Linked DNA regions of Mus musculus: region 1 is linked to region 2. Evidence: chromatin loops called from intact Hi-C (ENCODE). Cell type or tissue: heart. All regions are shown on one strand.

Region 1 (8,000 bases), 410 kb after region 2:
TTTCTACGATTTTGTTAAAAAGTTGTATTATTTGCCTTTGACTTGAGTTTTTCTCCTTCCTCTATTTCTATTATTTGTAGATACGGTGTTTTTATAGTGTCTCAGATTTCCTGGATTGTTTTTGGATTTAACATTTCCTTTGACTGCGTGATCCATTGCTTCTGCTTTCTCTTCAAGACCTGAAATTCTCTCTCTTCTGTGTCTTGTTCTGTTGGTGAGGCTTACCTATGAGGCTTTTATTTGACCTCCTAAATTTTTCATTTTCAATTTTGTCTGAGTTTTAGTTTTTTGTTTCTGCTTTCATGTCTTACAGTGTTTTTATTGTTTCATTCCACTCTTTGTGTTTCCATCGTCTTCACTGAGGCATTTCATACCTTCTTTTAACATACTATACTTGGTATTTTGAAGCTCCTATCTTCTGTGTCAGTTAAATTGCATTTCACAGGCCTACTGCAATAGATTTGTTTCTGGAGGAACAATCCAAATGTTTACTGTTTATATTTGTGTTTGGGGACTTGGATCTAGGTATCTGCAGTTAGGATATTTGAGGTGTTTCTTAGTATAGCTATCTGGTCTTGTCTTTTTTGGGGGGGTGGGTATCCCATGCTTTGGTTGGTGTTGCCCTGTCTGGATCCTAGTTAATTGTGCTGGTATATGATTACTGGCTGAGAGTGCTTTTGTGGGTTGGGTCAGCAGGACACAAAGATGGGATAAGAGGAAAGGCCGGGAGATACAGGCTCAGGACCCTGAGTACACACCAAGATTGCTGATAATACCTTTGAATGAACTGTTGGTGGTCTTTTTGTTTCCACAGTGATGTTAGGAAATTGCTAGCTCTTCCACTGAATTTGATTTGTGGTGTTTTCCATTTTTTGAATTTTAAAGACATTTGGATTATACTATTAATAGCTTCCCATTAAGTTTGTACTTGTAGGGCTGAGTATTGTTAGTCATTCCCAAGAGGGGGAAAAAAATAAGAAGAGTGGTGGAAGTCTTCCACAGGAATATTAGAAGGGAAGGGCATTTGTAGTCTTTAACATGCTGAAAATGGGTATAGTGGTGAGGGCTGTGAGCCTTGGCCAGATGCATTTTTACCAGAAATAGTACCCCATCCAAGTGGCAAATTTAGGAGAGAAGAGGGGAGAGCTAACCATGTGAGTAACATCATGTTATTATGTGTGTGTGTGTGTGTGTGTGTGTGTGTGTGTGTGATGGAAATTATATATACAGAGCCTTAAATATCCCAAACCTTTTCATAGTCTGAGCAGGGTAGAATGCTGCTGTTGGTGCTGTGTGAGTGTCAGTGTGGGCTACTACTGATTAGGTCACCAAGTACCATTATTGGGGGTGGGGGGTCTGATTATGAGAATCCCAAAATTCTTATTTAGAGATTGCAGTGGCTAAAGGGTTGTGATATCTACATATCCTTTGGCAACAGCAAAGTGATGCTAATCTGTGCCCTCTCCCTATTAGGAACCTGTAGTATAAAGTAAAAACCAAGGCAGAGTAGCTTTTGTCTCTTTCAATTTGAATTGAACTGTGAGCAAAAAGCTGACCAGCCCTCAGCTGCATGTGTCCCAAGAGACCTGTGAGTGCTCCAACACAAAATCTGAACTTCCTTAAAGCCTGCAGTCCACTCCTGGGCATATACACAAAGAACCCTGTGTTGCAGGGTGATCTGCACCCCAAGTTATCACTGTAGCTAGGAAATAAAACCAACCTAGTCCAGCAGATAAATGGACCATGATAGTATGTTACATATATAATGTGTAACATTATTCCGCTCTAAAGAAAAGTGAAATTATGAAATTTAAAGGGAAATGCATGAACTTAGAATATATATTAAATATGATCAGCCAGTTTCAGAAAACAAAACATACACTATTTCCCATCCTGCTGATTCTTTAGCATGAACTTTAAATATGACACCATCATGTCACAAAGTCAAGAGGGTGAGTGTACTTGGGTGACATATTTACTTCTGCTTTGTATAAAAGCCTTTACTTTTATTTTTAAAAAAAATTATTTCCTTAATGTGCAGCCTAAATGTTAAAGTTGGTTGAGTCATCGGGAGAAGACTGTAATCTCAGGTCTAGGATCTGGAAAAACATTGTTGGGTTTTTTTTGTTTGTTTTGTTTGTTGTTTGTTTTTGTTTCATCCACTCAAATTGTCATTCATTTATTAGTGTTAGGTGACTTGAGCAAGCTAGTGATAGGGACAAGAGTACTGTTGGGAAATTATTAGATAAGGAAGGTGCTATTGGGTACAATGGAGGAAGAGTTACTCGTATTTTATGTCACCTTTACTTTGTTCTCCCTTCCCCATGTGCCAGGGATCAAGGCAGAGGCCTTGTACATGCTGGGCAAGCGCTCCACCACAGAATATATTCCCAGCTCGGCTTGCTCACATTTTATATTCATACCTGGTTCATGTTCAAGTGGTCCTTGGTGAATTGGGTTAGCTGAAAAATGTCCAAATAAAAGTCAATTAAAGGATAGGCTTTATAGTTGAATATCAAAATGAAGCTTTCTTATCACATTTGTAAAATTTGACTTTAACAGCTGATAAAGTTAAAGTTAAAGATGAATTAGTCCCTCCTTGTGCAGCTGCTGCCTGATCACTCATGGCACTTCAGAGTTTCAGAACAGAACATTATTTCCCTGTGTATAGATATAGTGATAGTATAGCTATACAAATCTTTTTGTCATGAGAGCACATAGTGTATGTATGCTTTTTTTTATCTTCTCAAAGTACTGGGACTCAGTGGTGAGCACTTGTCGCACTTCCAGAAGACCTGGGCTTTGTTCCCAGCACTCACATGATAGATCAAAACTATAACCCCAGTGCAAGGGACCCCAGTGCTCTCCTGTGGCCTTTGAGGGTACGCGACATGCACACGTGCATAATACATGGGACAACACACAAACACACATAAAAGTAAATCCTAAAAAAGACTGGGAACCTTGAGAAATATCTATGGTTTCTGGGTTTGTTTCTTTGGTGTATTTTGTTGTTGCAGTGCTGGGGGTTGAACCCAGGACCCTTTTATTTGTGTAAACAACCACCCCATCACTGAGCTGCATCCACAGCCTCAATGTTTGCAGGTTCTTAATGCTAGACAGAGTAGAGATTCCAGGCCTGTGAAGTAGTGAAGCAGGTAAAGGTGCCTGCACCAAGCCTTGCTTGAGTTCATGGCTGTCCTCCAGCTTCCCGGGAAGGTTATGATGTGAGTAAAGAACGGAAGCGTAAGAAATGGAAGCGTGTAATTTAAAAAGTAAGGGGCTCCCTTCAGAATTTTGGCTAATTTACAAATATGCTTGCTTAATAGGAAGAAGGGTGGCTATAAGTGATTTAGGTGTGAATCTCAAGGCTTACACTCCAGAGTGTGGCCCCCTTCAAATCCAAGTGTATTATGTGACATACCAGAGCCATTCACTGTAATACCTTAGTGAAGAAGTAATTATCATCTAATATAATTTCCTTTGTGTTTGCATCTCCTAATGGTTGATATTACCACAACCTCCCACAAGAGGGCAAACTAGACCCTCTTATGCTAGATGTCAACCAGTTTTTAAAGCATCCTACTCATGTCCTTGATTACCCTTGACACATTTTTCTGTTGCCTTAGGTGGGCAGTATCAAACCGAGAAATGCTCATAGCCCAAAACAGTTCCTTGGAATTTAAGCTACACCGACTGTATTTTATTAGCTTGTTAATGGGTGGAACTACAAATCAGCGAGAAGCCTTACAATATGCGAAAAATTTCCAGCCATTTGCCCTAAATCATCAAAAAGGTGAGTCTGGAATCAGACTGCTGTTTTCCTTTGTTCTTTGGGGAGGGAGCATGGGCAAGGTGGAGAGAGTACAAGGAGTTGAGACAGTCTCTGTGTATGGCCCAGGCTGGTCTCAAAACTTGTGATTCTCCTAGGTCAGCCTCCAGAATGCTAAGAGTACAATGAGGAGGAGGTCTTTAGTGTTTGGGGGGAGCTAGTAGCCACTACTTGTGTCTCTCATACATATTTTCTAATGACTAAAACTGTTGGGATAACTGGCAGTTAAGGACTCTTTAATATAAGGACACCAAGACCAAGCTGTGGCTTGCTCCTTGGCCACTTTCCTCTCACCACGTGCTGCTGCCACACGTGTCAGAGTAGCTACGTATTCACCAAACACATATGGCAGTGTAAGACTAGAAAGTCTGAGCTCGTTATTTTCAGTGCTTTCTTCTTCTCCTCTCCTGTATACTTAATTAAGGAGGAGGATTTGCGATCACGCTTAGGGACCACGTTTACATTATTTTAGGCTGTGTCACATGGGATGGACATGTCTTCACAAGTCAGTGCTGTTTGAGACGTGAGTACACACCTTCATTGTGCTGGAGCTTTTTCTTTTAGACATTCAGGTATTGATGGGAAGCCTCGTGTACCTGCGACAAGGGATTGAAAACTCACCATATGTTCACTTACTTGATGCAAACCAGTGGGCTGACATCTGTGACATCTTTACACGGGATGCTTGTGCCCTCCTGGGGCTCTCCGTGGAGTCTCCTCTCAGTGTCAGGTGTAGTAATGGGCTCTGGTTGCTCTGAAATGGGCATTATACTGGGTGGCTTTTCCTGGTCCTTTAATCAAACCAGTAGATTGTGTTGTCTTTCTGGAGACGTATAATAGTTGGTACTTGAAGTGCTTGCCACAGATGGCAATGACACAGTTTAGGTCAGCAAGTTCTCCAAATGTGACCCGGGAGCCAGGGAGTCCCAAAACCCTTTCCACTGCTGACATTTGCACGGATGATGCAGAAGCAGAAGTAAGTTAAATGTCAGGGTCTGTGTTGTGGGGACACTGATGCCAGCCTCAGCAGGTATCATCACTACCATGCTGGCTGCCTAGGAAATGCTTGCTGAGCTCTGCAGTACTTTGGGTGGGCAATAGATACTTGCTTTCAGTTGATATTTGGGTCTGGATCTTCTTAGCATTCTCTGTGACACAATAGGGCATTTGCATAAAGCGTTTAGTTTCTCACCACAGTATGATGCTTGTGTTGACAAAGCACCTGTGTTATGTCTTGTTGCAGAATACAGTTTTTACTTGAACTCATTTGCGACAGACACTCAAATTTATTGTGTTTATTGTGATTTATAAATGAATCAATCAGTAAATTTAATTTCTAACAAAAAGTGATCTACTCTATGAAAACCAAACCACAGTTTATTGACATTCTTGGTTTTAAGTTATTTTTCCAAGTGAATGAAGTAAGTTTGTCACAGTAAAGGAAGCAAGTGTGTGCATCTTTCCATACAGTGATAAAGGTCACGATTTTAGACTAAAGTTAAAAGTTTTGGTTCTGAGCTTGAAAGCCTTTTCTGATGAGACTGGCGAAGACATTGTAGTTTAAAAAAAATAACTGTAAACTGGTGGGAAAACTTTGGAATGTTTTATTCATATAACCTTGCATAATCATACTTAAAGAGAAGACAGGCCCAGAAGAGTCTCCTCCCCTTTAAATGCTAAAGCACAAGTCCACCGTGTCTGAGGCACACTGGTCTTTAGGCCTTGCATTTCCCTCACCCCTCCTTGAAGTGATGCGATTTGTGCTCATGATGACGGCTCGTCCCTCTCAGCACAGAAGGCCAGCGCTACCTCTCTCCTGATAGGCAAGCCAAGTATCTTTTTAATTACTGAGGGGTTAGTGGAAATTAAATGTCCTATCAGAACGCAATCTTTTGAAAGCTTGCTCTTCTTCTTCCTTCTCCCACGCTGCCTAGGGTTATGTGACAGTGCTAGAAGTTTGTGTTTTACTTGTAAAGAGGATTACGTTTTAGTAATTATAGGAAATAGAGCTGAGGACTGGGAGCATGAGGGAGAAAAAAGTTGAGTTGTTTTCTTTTTAGAGGAATAGCTGTCCTGCACCTGCTGTAGGGTTAGCATCCCTGGGGTTGGCACTGATGCTTCCTCTTTTGCCCTCAGTTTCTCAGCAGGTTGTGTGGCGCTGCCTGCGCTAATTAACATCAAAGCTGTGATTGAGCAGAGGCAGTGTACTGGAGTTTGGAACCAGAAAGACGAATTACCTGTGAGTTCAACTTGACAATCCTTGAAGATGAATGTTTAAATTTCGCCATTTAACCAGAAAACGCTATTGTAGCTATTCAACATGTTTTGTTTGTTTGTTTGTTTTTGTTTCTGTTTTTGTTTTAATGCACATAACATGAGTGAAAAATAAGGTTGGGAGTATAGCTCAGTGGAAGACCATTTGCCTAGCAGGCTTGAAGCTTTGAGTCTAGTCTCAGCACCGCTCTAAAAAGGAAACAAGTCAGTTAACTAGTTAAAGTTAAAATAGGTATAGGGAGGTGATGGGAGAGTTAGGAAGATGTTTGTAAATTTGAGACCAGCCTACATACTATGTTCTAGGGTAATCAGGGCCTCTTAGTGAGACACTATCTTAACAACAACAACAACAAAAATGAAACAAGAAAATAAATTTGAGGGACTTTAACCTGTAATTTCCATTTGTGAGAAAATTATGTCACAGATGCCGGAGGGTTAAATTAGTCAGCCATTGACATGAGCTGCTTTTTTTTTTACCACACCTGCACACAGATTTGTCTGTAGCTAGCTTGTTCTTTCAGTTGTAAGCCTGTCAGTTGGTTGCACCAACTATAGCAGCTTGTCAAGAGGATGCTTTGTGTTAAAGGCACAGGTGTCTTCCCAGTGCTACATGTGCTCAGGATATAAGCAGCACTGTACTCTGCTGCTGCTGCTGCTGCTGCTGCTGCTGCTGCTGCTGGAGCAAATGAAGAACTCTTTTTCTTAAGCAGATAACCAGCTTCTGGCAGTTGCATGATCTTGCTGTGAGTGTTTTTGAAATATGCACACTGAAGTAGAGTAATCTGTAGGGGATCTCAGCTAACAGCATGCTCTTGACTGGAAAAGCAACAAGAGGTAGTGGTTGGTAATCTTTCCTCAGGAAAGATTTGTTGTGCTTTTGGCTTTTGCCCCCCCCCCCCTTTTCTTTTTGGGGGCTCAGGGGATACTCTTAATATGTAGGCCAGTTGGGGTTTCCTCTGATCCCCCTGGGCACTGGGTTTATAGGTGTGTTCCACCGTTTTTGCAGTACTGTAGTTTGGACTCAGATCCTTGTGCACACTGAATTCCTCCCCCTTTGTCAGTTTTTCTTAAAGATCGTTATTAATCGACTTAAGTCTGTGTGTCCCTGGCTGGCGTGGAACTCGTTTTGTCTAGATTGTATCAATCAGACTGGCCTCAAACTCAAAATCCCCTTTCTCTGCTGGGATTAAAGGTGTGTGCCACCACACCTGGCAGTAATGGACTTTGAGAATAAGAAGGAAGGAACACGAAGTATTTGTGGAGGCTCTGGTATTCAGTAGCAGGTCTGATAGATAATTTCAAACTTTTATATGGTTTGATTTATTTGTGGCAAAAACACAATGTTGATATCATGCCGTGAGCTTTTAATGTGAACAAATGACTAAAAGTCATGTTGCGATTAAGCTTAAGCTGATGTCACAAGCCTGCAATTCCAGATATGTAGGAGGCTGAGGCAAGAGGATTGTAAAATCAAGGCCTGCCTGGGCAACTTATGGAGATCCTATCTCAAAAGGCACAGAAAGGGGGCACATGCACAGGGGTGATGGTCAGGAGCTAGGATGGGGCGCTGGACTAAAGCTCGCCTAGCCACATGCAAACCCTGCATTGGACTCCAGCACCGGGGAGAAACAAAAACAGAAACTTTGCCTACCTCCCTGCTTCAGGTTTTTTCTGGACCATTTCATACAAATTACATAGGAAACTCAGATCTGAAGTCACCCAGAAGGTAACTATATTTAGACTGCCCTTGGAGGAGTTGTTGCGCTGAATTTATCACCTAACCAAGCACTTCTACAGAGCAGTCAGACTGTCTGCTTCTGCTCTTGGTATATGTTCTGGTGAAATGACAAGGTATTTAGGCAGGGGATGTAGCTTAGTGGTGGGCCAGGCTGCC
Region 2 (8,000 bases):
AGGAAGTTGGAGACATTGCCTAGAATTAAAATATTTGTCTACATTTTTGTTTTTGCAGCTCTCTCACCAGAACTTCTGGCAGCCCTTGCGAGTTCATTACATTAAGCCAAAAGCTGTAACTATGTACACCATAGTCCAATGTATTAGTACCAAGAACAACAAAAGGGTTTTTAAAAAAGATCACGTCGTTTGCATTTACAGGACTAAAAACTATGCAACAAACAAATTACAAATGTACATCTCAGCAGCATCATGGAAAGAGTGCTTATAGATCTAAAAACACTGCGGCCACAATGACAATCCAATTGGGGAAAATCACTAACCCCAGAAGACGTAAAGGTCACCCTCCACCACCACCTTTTCCCTTTAGCCTCTCCCCAGCAGGAACAAAAAGGAAAGAACAGAAGAGTCTTAAAGGCAGAAGAGGGGAGCGAGTAAAGGCCATGTCCGTGGGCTGCACACTCGAAGCACACCCAGCCTGCGGACTTCCATGGTACTAGTGACTAGCTCTTTAAGGCAGAGGAGACAGACATGTGTGGATCCGGGGCTGTTGGCTCATCTCACGTGGTTTCAGTGGCCGAGGATGAGGTACTTTTCTTCCTGAAGCGGGATCGTAGGGTTCTAGGCGGTGCCTGAGAGAGAAAGCAGAGAGAGGGGCTTGAGGGTGGAATCTTGGGGAACAGCGTCAGGTAGGGGTACTTGAGCCAGCTCCCTCTGTTGTTGGGTAGAGCTGGGTTCCCTACAACAGGAATCAGATTCTAGCGTTGCACCCTGTGAGGTGAGGCTGAGGCCCCCCGGGAAGGCCACTGCTCCTTCCTGAGGCTGAAGAGAAGGAAGGGCATACAGAATGGCATGGCTTCCTTGCTTCAGGGGACAGCTCCAGCCCTTGGCTGAGTTTTATAGTTCCTATGGGAACTTTTTTCTGGCGTGTGCTTTCACACAAACGTCCAGTCTCTGTTCTCTTTTACTCTCCAGCAAGCCACACCTGGAAGGCCACCACTACCTCATCTCCCTGAAGATGATTGCAGAGACCTTTTCTCTCAGAGGAGGCACAAACCACAGGAGGCATCACGATAGAAATGAAAGAAATGACATCCTCCCAGCATGTCACCGAATGGGGTTCACACCACTGTCCCCTCTGACTGGAAGCCCTATTCTTGTATATTTCTAGTCCCCTTGAGCACCAGCTTCAAAGTCTAGGAGACCCCTTGGCTCTGGCCTCTGCCTGACCACACACAGCCACTGTTGTCTCTTATAGTGGTTTGGTTGGTGGTCATTCATTTGAGACAAGGTTATTCTAAGTAACTCAGGGTGGCCATGAGATCATTTTGTATCCCAGGCTGGCCTCAAACTTGGGGTGATCCTCCTACTTCAGCCTTCCAAGTGTAGTGTTGACATTACAGATGTGCTCCACACAGGGCTGAGTGTTTCTCTGTTTCCCTCCCATACTGGAGTGTTGACCCCAGGGTTCATACATTGCTAAACAAGTACTCTATCCACAAGATACATACCTCCAGCTTCTTTTCCTCATAGTGCTTTGCATACACCCCACAGCAGACTTTGTACCCAAGCCCAGCTGTGGGATATCTCCCTTCCCTGCCCATCAGACTGAACTTCCTGAGGCCTGTCCCCCTTCTCCACCCACCATCTCCCGATGACTAGCTCCCTGCTCCCCCAGATGCCCCAGGCCATTGCCTCACTGGTAGGGAATGCTCATTGCTCACTACAGATGTTGCCTGAGACTGCAGCAATAAAATCCCCCCTTTTAGGCACCTGCCTCTTGGCCATTACAGTAAACAGGGGAGCTGTGTGCAAAGCTTTAAAACCACAGCTAGGTGTCATGATGCACACTTGTGATCCCAGTATTCGGGAAGTAGAGGCAGGAGCATTAGGTGTTCATGGCCAGCCTCTACTACAGAGAAAGGTGGAGGCCAGATTGGGCTATAAAATGAAACCCTGTCTCAAAAACAATAACAACAACAAAACAACAAACAAACAAAACAAGACTCTCTTGGGCTCTGGCATATTTAGAGATTGAGAGAGAACTCTCCCCATCATGAGGTTTCCCAGATCCTGAGGTCAGATAGGACTCACCCAGTACCCAGAACTAATCCACACTGACCGGTTGGAGACATAGCCCAGTGGTAGAATGTCTGTCTAGCATATGTGGGTGGCCCTGGCTTGATCCCAACACTGGAGAAGGGTTGGGGGGGGCAAGAATATATGAGAGAATATGAAATGATCCATCTTGTCCAGGAATGTGAGGAACTCCTCCATCTGAGGTGGTTGTAGCTTCCATCTCAGAGAGAACAGGGATGCTAGGAGCCTAGGCTTATGAAGGGGAATGTTTCTGAGCATCCTGTCTGATTCTCACCAGGGTCTCTAATTTTGTGTGTGACCGGAATCATGACTTTTTCACAATGGACCCGCAGGCCATCAGGTTTAGTAGATAAAGAACCAGAAAGGAATTGAGTGGCTTTTCCCTGAGCCTGTGACTAGTAACTCTCCACCTTTGTCACAGAACACGAGTCACAGGCATGGTCCTTCTGCTGCCAAAGCCCTGTCTATATCCATAATTGGCCACAGTGCTAAGTATATTGTTTCCTGATAACTAAAGAACTGGAGCTGGAGGAATAACTCACCTGGTGAGGCACTTACTGTCCTGGACTCCATGGGGTATGGACTCCATGGGGTAGCTGCACACACACACACACACACGCACGCACGCACGCACGCACGCACGCACGCACACATACACACACAGATCTTGGCAGGTAACTGGTGGTTTGTCCTACCTGTTTGGAGGGAAGTCGTTCTTTCCCCTAAGCACTCAGAAAGTGTTGGGTATCACAAGTAATGTCATTCTCAGGACCCCCAGATCTCTAGTGCAAACACATGTTCTAGCCCACACCCCCAGACACTATGTACCTCCAGGGGCAACTCGCTCCTCCTCGGTGCCTTATACTTGTACATGAACTCCAACAGGTCCTCCTCCTCCTCGTCAGAAAACGCCAGTGGGTTTCGGACCTGGTGGGGCTCCCATGACTTCACACCACCCTCATTCACATCTCCCTCAACCACTTAATGTCCATCTAACAAAGGAGACAAAGGACAGCGAGAAGGGGTCAGTGTGGAAGGGAGCAAGGATGGCAGGAAGGGTGATTAGGTACACAGCACAACAAACCTGTTAGGACAGCCAGGGCCCCCTATCTGAAGAAGCCGTACTGTCTTTAGGGGGGACTCAGGAAAGTGAAGGTATAAGTGGAAGCCTTAGCAGAGTGTACAGAATCAACTGCAGACTCAGAAGCCATTGAACAGCTCCCAGGAGGATAGAAGACACTTCCTTAACTCTGAGACTTGCCATGCCCTGTTCTTAGATCTGTGACTGGACAATGGAAGAGTGGACAACAGAAATAGCCTTCTCTGAAGACAAGAACTGTGCCTCCGAGGGGTGATGCTTTCTAACTCGTACACACAGGAGATGCTGACAGTGCAGTACCCTTGTCTATGCAGCACCAGGCATCCTGGAAGAGACAGTATGTAAAATGTAGGCCTAGAGACCTAATGGATGCAGATTTTTCATTTCAAAATACCTGGTGCTAGATAGAAGAGGACCCTCATAAAGATGCAAAATCTGAATGTATCTCCCACCCCACCCCCATGCGACAGCAAGATTCTTACTTCAGTGAAACTTGAATGAGCTATAGGCAAAGCTCCAGAATTAAGTTGGCCCATTGAATGCAGCCATGTCATTGAGCCAGAATGTCCTAGCTTAGGCAGAATGCAAATTACTTTCTGCTATACCCAGTTTATCTCGAATCCACGGACACATGGTTCTATTCTTGGTCTGTTATCTTCATCCAGAACATAGTTCTATTCTTGGTATGTTGTCTTCATCCAGAGTTACAGAAGATAGAGCTAGAGGGTCCACAACTCATCCGATTCCACCACTCTGACGTCTACATACAGACTCCTGAGCTCTTGTTGGGACACCCTGCTACTGCTTCTAAAATCCTATTCAGGCGCAGAACGGGCTAGTTGCTGTGTAACAGTAGTCCTTGTGGAATTAACTAAAAGCTGCAACTAAGAGTGTTTCGTGTTTCCAGTTTCCAGTGCTCCATAGCAGCCAGCAGAGGGCAGCATGAGCCCATAGCTGCTGTCAGCCGGCCTTATAGGGCTGAGCCGTGGGTGGAGAGCCATCTGCTCAGGCTGTGTGAGCCTTGTCAGCCTGACATCATAAATTTGCCTTGATTTTTTTTTCTTTCTTTCTTCACTTTGTGCCTCTCGCAGACTGTTTACTCCGAGTATAGTTGCTTTCTTGTCCTTCCCTGCCTAAATCAGCTTGTTGAACTTGAGAGCAGTAATGCCACCTTTCTTGAACACTCTGGTCTTCCAAAGTTGCCTGAGCCCCAGATAATGCCTAGAATCTATACCCTGCAGCTCCTGCCATATGCCCTGGTTCTCTTGTGGGCCACAGTGTCTCAGCAGAAAACATCCTGAGTTGTGGGGCTGTGGCTGCTCATCCCTTGTCCTCTGAGTGTCTGAGGAAGGCCTGGGCACTCAGCTGGTCCGGATCATCTAGTGATCTCAATGGAAGCCTGTTGTCATTTTAGACAGTTCAGCTCTGCTCCACACTGGAGCATGGCTCTCACTAACCAGGACATCCCTCTAGACACAGATTCCTCCTGTCTGGAAAGAAGAATAAGGTCCAGACCTAGTTAGGACCCAAGGCTCTCAGGCCAAAGTAAAAATGCAGAAGCATCCTGGCTAGCTCCACCCCTCAAAAACCTACATCTTCAGGATGAGTTCATCCTAGCTGAGTTTAGACCTCTGAACAGGTGTGTGCTGTTCCCTTAAATGAAGAGTTTTCCCCTGCCAGTTGTTATGATAACCCAGAGACACCGCAGGATCCTTGGGTATATAATTCCTCAGTCTGCCCACCAGAATGTCCTGAGGCTGAGCATCTAAACCACACACTAACCACAATGATAACCACCTCATAGGTGGGCATGCATGCCAGTACCCCTAACTCTGGGAAACGGAGGCAGAAATTTTCTTTGGGTTAGCCTGGGCCACAAAGTGAGTTCCAGGCTAGTCTCGGCTCCAGTGTGGAGACCCTGTCTCAGACACAAAAGCAAAATAAAACGAAGAAAGAAACAAAAATCAGGGCCCATCTCGGCACTGAAACTCTTAACAGGGCTTTGTGCATGCTTCCCACTGCAACCTTGAACAAGAAGCGTAGTTTGAAAAGAAGTAGTTCTGTGACTCCCAGGAGTGGCGATCATTACAGATATCTAGGCAGGAGTAGAAGCCTGGCCTGATCTGGGCAGAGGCTGGGAGCACAGGAGGCCAGTGTGGGTGGCTGGGAGACAGAAAGAGAGACACAGAACCCTGCCTAAAAACACCCCAATTGTTAGGATGGTCCTGTGTGTCTGCCAAGTGTGCTGTTGGTATTTACTATCTTTTTTTTTTTTTTTTAAGATTTATTTATTATCGTATCCAAGTAATCTGTAGCTGTCTTCAGACGCACCAAAAGAGGGCATCAGATCTCATTACGGATGGTTGTGAGCCACCATGTGGTTGCTGGGATTTGAACTCAGGATCTTTGGAAGAGCAGTCAGTGCTCTTAACCACTCTCTTAACCATCTCTCAAGCCCCGGTATTTACTGTCTTATCTTTACTTTTCTGAATGATGGAAATCAAATCCAGGCCATTGCACATGCCGGGCAGATGCTCTACCACTCAGCCAAGTCCCTAGTCCCTTGTTTGTATAATCTGCCTCACTCTTGGGATAGCCATGCCTCTGAGTGCCAATGCACCATGGACGCTGGTTAACTGTATTTCCCTCTTCAGGGTGTGAGGAATGACCAGGCAGCATGCATTTACAATTTTCTCCTGATCCTATCTTCCTTTCTTCTCACTTCCCACTTTCACTTTCTTACTTTGGCTCACTGTTTCTCACACACACACACACACACACACACATGCATGCACACATACAGATACACATATGCATACATACATTCATACATACGTGCATACACACATATACTTTTTGGAACAAGCAGCAGAGTAAATAAGAAATAAGTCACACTGGATTTGTCCACACTGAGGAGTGGTACTAATCTGATAATCAAGGACAAGTGACTGGGCAGGAAACTACAGAGTGTATCTGTAGATTTGCATAGACTTGTGATCTAATATGTCCTCTGCCCAATGGCTAAGACTCCAAGACCCTGAGAACTTGTGTGGATATATGCTCTCCCATAAGAGGTCCTCCCAACCCTTTAGCAAAGGTACCCCAAGCCTGGAGCTCACTGAACTGTCATGGTTGGGTCAAGGTCGATGGTTTCTACTTAAAGACAGGGGTCCCTGTTGTCTTCCACAATCGGGCACCTGCATGTGTTAGTGTCGGCTCAGCACTGGAGGATAGAAAGGAGGGGCTGGGTAGTCTCAGTCCTTTAAAGACCTGAACAGATCTGCCAGCCCTAGGCGCTGAGCCACCCACCCACAGTGCAGCACGACACCCAGGTTAGCATACATCCCACACGGCACACATTAGTGATGCAAGGCAGCAGATGTGCTGACGGGACATGCCTGTCTGAACACTTACATCCAGGATCCCAGCAGTCACCAAGGAGGAAGAAAAGAACAACCTGTTAGAGAAGGGGCTTTGGAACGAAACCCGCGTGTACTTAAATTTATGCCCTGCTGACTTGACTTTAAAAGGGCCCGATACACCTCTCTGACTGATGACAGGCAGCTCAGGGAGGAAGAGAGAAAAAAGGGGAGGAAAGGTGGTGGACAGGAAGATTCTCCAAAGAGACAGAACTATGCAGGAAACAGCAGGGAGCCGACTGACAATCAGAATGAAGCAGAGAGGGAGGGAGAGAACTTTCTAGTGTCTGGGAGGCATAGATTAGAACAGAACCTGACTAACAACTGCTGCGTGCTGGGCTCTGAACTCTAACGCTATGGCTGTTGCTGCCCTGTAAGGTGACTGTCAGCCCCCAAATTCCCAATTCTCCTTTCTCCACTATCTGAATTAAGACCTGGATTTGCAAATCCTTTAGAAAGTTCAGTCTCTAAGGATGACTAGAACCTTCCCATGTTCTGAACGGAACACCATCCATTCCACAGGACCCACCTCCACCCCCACCCCCAATCCTCTCAAAGCGCAGAAGCTTGAGAGTCAGCTTCCGCCCCTGCTGTGAGTCAAGCCCACTTGCCAGCACTTTCCAGTAGAGTGCCCTTCACTGGCAGAGAGCTAGAGGGACCACAGAAACACTAACCCATCCCTTCCACCTTACAGAAGGGAGAAGGAGACCCAGAAAGTGGAGAGTTGTCCCTAAGGACATAGAGGTTCCCACTGTGGAGGAATCATGGATTGGGTCCTTGCAAGGAGCTCTAGGGGGCAGGAAGAAGATTCCAGAGTAGTGGTTGGCAGCAGGACCTTAGGAGAGTAGGGAATGCAAAAGCCAAGGCTTGAGCCAAAGCTACCAGGCCTAGACTCCAAGCAGAGCCATCCCCGCTGGATGCTTCCAGCTATCTGCTGCTACTGCTCCACTCCTCCAAATGCCATCCATTCCTAGACACCTGCTGCAGTGGTCTGCAGAGTCTGTAGATCCCTACTGTCTGCTGATTTAATTGTCTGCTACATAGACTTGGACTACTACTGGTGTCCTCATAGGTGAAGGTATCTTAGAGGCAGGAATCAGAAAGAATGGGACGTTAACCAACCTGGTCCCTGGGTGATGCTGTCCTGGCTCATGGTTCTTACAACTCATCATGTAGAATGGGGGACAGACATGACCATGGCCATCTGGGGACAACGAAGAGCTGTTTCCCAGGAACTAGGAAGTCTACCAGTGTCTACCAATGGGAGTCCCCAGCTTCCAAGATGGCCTGGGAGGCCCCAGTTGGACATGGGCTGCCCAAGACTGGTTGAATGCTGCTCTCCCACTGTGTCCCCGCTTAGTGCTCCTGTCTGTCACTTGTCT

The links. Peaks named below come from ENCODE experiments on the same cell type or tissue, not always from the same donor. Only the 100,000 strongest peaks of a DNase experiment are listed, where the experiment ranks them.
Region 1: it touches region 2 in a loop (3-fold over the local background); 4 of 42 quality-filtered maps call a loop at or near these places.

What each region holds. Positions count from the first base shown.
Region 1 is chr6:71,394,923-71,402,922 of GRCm38, reverse strand. Rmnd5a (required for meiotic nuclear division 5 homolog A) reads left to right here. Exons shown (of 9, transcript NM_024288.2): 5 at 3,630-3,796; 6 at 4,397-4,562; 7 at 5,969-6,071. Among named protein-coding and RNA genes, the nearest start is that of Cd8a, 25 kb to the right of the region's middle. In heart, a CTCF peak has its summit at 3,521 (motif pointing right); no DNase peak of the experiment used is centred here; H3K27ac peaks cover 446 bases.
Region 2 is chr6:71,800,423-71,808,422 of GRCm38, reverse strand. Reep1 (receptor accessory protein 1) reads right to left here. Exons shown (of 7, transcript NM_178608.4): 7 at 1-632. The coding sequence ends at 622. Among named protein-coding and RNA genes, the nearest start is that of Mrpl35, 19 kb to the left of the region's middle. In heart, a CTCF peak has its summit at 4,126 (motif pointing right); no DNase peak of the experiment used is centred here; H3K4me3 peaks cover 436 bases; H3K27ac peaks cover 3,288 bases.